2 separate regions of the Homo sapiens genome follow, and region 2 is linked to region 1. Evidence: chromatin loops called from intact Hi-C (ENCODE). Cell type or tissue: K562. All regions are shown on one strand. Links, peaks and the distances in the headings refer to the core of each region. The heading gives the core; the rest is flanking DNA.

Region 1 (2,819 bases), core at 284-2,783:
CAAAGTGTTGCAAAAATAAACTATCACTTTAAAAAGAGCTTAATGCAATGCTGGGTACTTACTCATGAACTGATAATTTAACAAAATTTACCAATGGAAAGCAAGCTTTATTATTGTTAGTAAATAGTATGCTCTATGAAAGAGAAGCTGAAAAGTGCTCACTTTATCTCAATACATTATTTCCCTTAAAAACGATACATAAGGAAAAAACTCTTTGTTAAACACTGAAACAACTGGAACCAAAACAAGTTTTATGAAATTAAGTGGACAGAATTGTTCCCTAATGCTTTAGTTGGGAGTTGTTTTTTTTTTTGGTTTGTTTGTTATTGTTTGTTTTGTTTTGTTGTTTTGAGACGGGGTCTTGCTCTGTCCCCAGGCTGGAGTTCAGTGGCACGATCTTGGCTCACTGCAACCTCCGCCTCTGGGATTCAAGCAATTCCCCTGCCTCGGCCTCCCAAGTTGCTGGGACTACAGGTGCACGCCACCACGCCTGGCTAATTTTTTGTATTTTAGTAGAGATGGGGTTTCATCATGTTGGCCAGGATGGTCTTGATCTCCTGACCTCATGATCTGCCCACCTCAGCCTTCCAAAGTGCTGGGATTACAGGCATGAGCCACGGCACCGGGACTAGTTTTTTTTTTTTGTTTTTTGTTTTTGTTTTTAATAAGAATAGTTGGTTGGCACTCGTAAAGGTCTCTATTGGTATTGTTGTTATTAAACGAAACACAGATAAACTGTTTAATTTTAAGATTTGTTAAAATATTTTTGTAGTACTTCCCTAGTTGCTATAGGAGCTGAAAGATAGAATATTTGTTGTGGAATTTGCAAACTAGTTGAGGCAATAAAATAGTGCACATAAAATGGCAATTACAGCAAAAGAAAACTATGACATTAAGTGCCTTAATTGTGCTGGTAATTATCAAAAGGCAATGATAATCAGCCACAATGTCCAACTGGCATTCTGTCAGCCAGCACTCTCCTGCAGAAACAGAGGGGTATGGTAGGTTCTCACTTGATGCCAATTCAACCTAGGCTAGAAATGACACCAAGAAATGGGCGGGGAAATAGTTGCAGAAGTGATGAGACTAGCTCTGCTTCTTGATGCCTTGCCACCCTTTCCAGAATTCAAAAGCACGTTAACCATCATATGGAAGAACACCTTAATTTAGTTCAAACCATGAGGGAAAAGAGTGAGGCATTAGTGAAAAATATCATCTCATGTAAATGTAGATATCTTGCTTACTTACTTAAAGAGGTTGTGCTTCCTATACTCACAGTTCCTCAAAGCATAATTGTAACGAGACTGGTGGTTTAAAATTTGCCAGTTTCTTTGTAATTGCATGGACTTTGCTGAGTCTCTAGGTATGATGAGCACAGTAATTTGAAACTGTAACCTGAGATTAAGGCAAATGATGCTTTCTAATAGAAAAAGCTGAAACTAGTGTGATGAGCAGTAATGTCTTTAAAATTAAATTTTGTATTGGGTAAGTAAATAAATAAATAAAAGAATGAAAAATAGGAATATCTCAATATGTTTATTATTCCTTAAGTTTTTGGATAGTGTAATATTAGTGTTGAAATAATTATTTCATATACGATCAAATATGTGTGTATATAGAAACACAAATATTGACATACATACTTACATATAGGTAGATGAGATGGATATATAGATAATTATATTGGGTAGAAAGATTAAAAAATAGCTTCATGTGGGGCATTATCCCCAAAATAAGTATCTAGGTAATGTACTTGTGAAATCAGTGTGGTCTGTGATTACCATCTAGTGGCAGTGTCCTTGAATTGCAAATACTCAGTGCCAGTAGGAAACCCAAAGGGGATTATTTGGCCCATTCAACCCATTTTCTTGATGTAATGAATTATTATGAAACATCAGCAACCACACACCTACTATACAATATATAATAGAGTTATATATTGTAAACACATTTTCACAAAATGGATGATTTCTACATGAAAGTTATTTAAATAAGGCTAATTGAAAAACATTTTAATTGAGTTTTGATAGCAAAATCAAAATTAGGCTTGAGAGGAAAACAATTGAAAAAAATTGAGAGGAAAACAATATGTTTAAGTTGAATTTGATTACAGATAGTATAGTTTACAAATAATAGAGTTTAGGAACTAAAAGTCCTGTGTATACTTTGACAATGGAGTTGGTCAATATTAAAATGTGTACATTTGGCTAAATAAAAATAGGCAGTGTTTGTGTTGAGATTTGAAGTTCAGACTAAACAGCACTGTAAGGGTAAAACATTTTTTAGCATGATAGAATGAGGACATAAAAATGTGACCATATAGCTATATTGGTTATGTTGTTATGGGAGAAGATAAATTAGGAATTGTTTGCAATAATTTATAAGGTATGAGCACTGGTATTTCAGTAATTGTTGAGAAAATGCAAAGAAAGGGAAGAATATGTAAGCTTTGTCAAGAAAGAGGTAAAAATACTTGTCAAATTTGGCAGCGGAAACTTAAAAACTGAAGGTGTCTTTAAGGTTTTCAGTATGAAGATCTCAGAAACGATGGCGGTATTTTAAAAAGTATTTGAAAAATTAAAATTAAATATTACAGACCTTTGTTATAGGGTATCAATCTCATAAAAGATGTACCCATTTCTAAGGAATTTTTCTATAGTATGTCATTCAATCCTTCCAACTCTTCCTCCATTTTTAACCTGGGAGGCAAGGCAGGAATCAGGTTCAAATATATTACATCATTTTCCCAAGACTTTATTGCTAATATGTGGCTTCATTTGACCTCCAGACCCATCTACTCTAAAATTCATGATATTTTC
Region 2 (2,819 bases), core at 58-2,557, 630 kb after region 1:
TGTATGAGATGCAACCTGAGAAAGAAGAGTTACAACACAGGACAAAGGCATGCAAGATATTCGCCATCCACCTACATGCACTCTTCGGAGCGCAAAACACAGACAGGAGAGGAAGAGAGGCAGGGTTCAGATCCACAAGGATGTCAGCAGAGAGCGTGTCTGCCTGTTCCTGGCTGGAACTTCACACAGTGACTCCTCATGGTACCTACTATTTGTTGGATGAAGGAAAGAGTTTGGAGTCAGTATTGGTAGGGATACTCTGGGCTATATCTTTCTTTCTACCCATCCTTTGGCACCTCATTGCTTCAGGTTCTGGAATCTGATATCCATGTTTGAGCAGCACAATGAAAGAAGAAGGTAAAATATTTACTAGAAAGTAAATGGGGATGCAGGGCATGGGATCTGTAGTAGGAAGATTCCTCTTGCCTCTAGAAGGAGAAAATACACCAAAGAACTTCAAATGCGTATTTAGACACAAGTGAATTGGAATAACCTAAATTGCAAGTATTTATTCACCATAATTGAACATTTTGCAACTCACTGTCTTTTCTGAAAACAAAATGCAGTAGACATAGCCTTTAAGTAATAGATTTCTAACTTCCTGATGTACTTCCAACCTTTGCTTCTTGGTATCTAAAAGTTTAACTAGGCACATCCTGCAAACTACTTCTTGGCTCCTGAGACATAAAATTCATCTTGGTCTGATGAATACTTTCTTCCAGTTTTATTTGAGAAATTCCCTAGAAGATATGGATAATTTTAAAAGTCTGAGAAACGAAATCAAAGGAAATCTAATTCCACAAAGAATGCTGAGTCTAAAAAATAAATTATAATTCTGGAAGATTGAAATAACTCTTTGAAAGACAATATCCCCATAAGTATACATATATCTAGAATGTGTATTCAAATAAATTCCACCGAAAGCCTATTTTTCTCATCTGAGGTCACACCATAGCCCAAATAATTTTATCTTAGCTAACATAATATAGTGAATTTAAAGTAACAACTAAAAATTCATTAAGATGAATGCACATAGTAAAATAGATAAAGAGAATTTTTCCTAAAGATGCTCTTTTGTTTTATACTTTTGACATGGCAGAGATAAAGGAATTCTTATATATAATCAGGGCCAAACTTTACAGTTTGAAAAAATATATGCGAATGGCTGATAGTAAAAAGATGACCAATAGAGCAAATCTTTAGAAAGATTCTATTTTTAAATTCAGAATTATTGTAGAAATCTAGGCCAGAATGGGACTGCTATTGCTTGTGATGCTGAAGTGAGCCTAAAATATTAAAAACGACAGTTTACTCAAACTTTTGTTTGTGTTATACTGCCACTGCCACCTTCTGGTAAAAAAGTGAATTGTTTTTAAAAGAAAACGGACAAAAGGTCAAAATCTTTGTTTTTGCAAAGGAGGCTTTAACTCCTAAATTAAAGGTAATGTACACAGGGAATCAAGAGGAATAACATCCAGGCCGGATGCCCAACGTGTCCCTAGTTGAGAGGTATGAAATAAACCCTAACTGTAAGGTCATCAAGCAGCCACACCGTGGCATTATTTATAGGTGAGTAGATTGATTGAGAAAATCTTTCTGGTCTCTCCTCTAACTGAACTCCCATGAAGGGAGTGCACTGTCACTCTCCATTGTGTAAGATGTGGGGACCAGAGAAAGAGATCTCAGAGATTCTCAAGGGTAGGTTAAAAAGGTATGTGGAGATAAATGTCTGGGGCCTAAAGTAGATATGAACAGAAAACAAGATTCACAATCAGGCGGGAGCAGTAGCGCACGCCTGTAATCCCAACACTTTGAGAGGCTGAGGCAGGTAGATCACTTGAGGTCATGAGCTTGAGACCAGCCTGACCGACATGGTGAAACCCTGTCTCTATGAAAATACAAAAATTAACAGGGCATGGTGGCACATGCTTGTAATCTCAGCTACTGAGGAGGCTGAGGCAAGAGAAAGCTTGAACCCAGGAGGCGGAGGTTGCAGTGAGCGGAGATCGCACCACTGCACTCCAGCCTGGGTGACAGAATGAGACTCCCTCTCAAAAAAAAAAAAAAAAAAAAAAAAAAAAAAAAAGATTCAGAGTCAAAAGACACGGGCTTATTTATTTACCACGCAAATATATGGGTGCTGGCTGTTCAGTCTTGGAAGCTGCAGCTAATGCAGAGTGGCCTAGAACCCAAGCACAGTAATAGATGAGGAAAGCCTTGTCTCTGCTCTCTGAGTGGAGATGCATAAACACCCGCAACACACCAGGATTCACCGAGTGTACTGCAGATGCTCTGCAAACTGCTCCAAATTGATCTGCCCAAAGGGACTAGGTCAGAAAAAAATTGGAGAGGGGCGTCAAGAAAAGCCTCAGCGAGGTGAGATTTGGACTACACCTTGAAAGATCAGCACAAATAAAGAAAGGTGGTGGAGATGGGGAAAGAAAGATGACTTCCAGGGTAAGGAAACCGTGAAAGCACCAAGGGGAAAAATCACAGGTTTGGCAACTGACAGGAACCGGAACTGGATGTGGGGTCTGGCTGGGTCTGAAGGGCCTTGCTATGACCTAAGTGTTTGTATCCCTGCAAAATTCATATGTCAAAGCCTAAAGCCCCAACATGATGGGATTTGGCGTCAGAGCCTCTAGCAAGTGATGAAGTCATGAAGGTAGAGCTCTCAGGGATAGGATTAGTGCCCTTATTGAGGGAATAAAGAGACCAGAGTTCACCTTCTCTCTCCACCATGTGAAGACACAACAAGACGTCTGCAGTCTGCAACCCCAAATGAGGGCTGTCCCCAGAACCGGACTGTGCTGGCACCC

Evidence for each region. Hi-C counts contacts between places; a loop is a spot of excess contacts. Peaks named below come from ENCODE experiments on the same cell type or tissue, not always from the same donor. Only the 100,000 strongest peaks of a DNase experiment are listed, where the experiment ranks them.
Region 2: it touches region 1 in a loop (3-fold over the local background); 4 of 110 quality-filtered maps call a loop at or near these places.

What each region holds. Positions count from the first base shown.
Region 1 is chr4:172,200,876-172,203,694 of GRCh38, forward strand. The region is part of intron 2 of GALNTL6 (polypeptide N-acetylgalactosaminyltransferase like 6); the gene reads left to right. Among named protein-coding and RNA genes, the nearest start is that of GALNTL6, 390 kb to the left of the region's middle. In K562, for the core only: a CTCF peak has its summit at 1,799 (motif pointing left); a DNase peak (open chromatin) is centred at 1,796.
Region 2 is chr4:172,829,105-172,831,923 of GRCh38, forward strand. All of the region lies in intron 7 of GALNTL6 (polypeptide N-acetylgalactosaminyltransferase like 6), which reads left to right. Among named protein-coding and RNA genes, the nearest start is that of GALNTL6-AS1, 100 kb to the left of the region's middle. In K562, for the core only: a CTCF peak has its summit at 1,357 (motif pointing left); no DNase peak of the experiment used is centred there.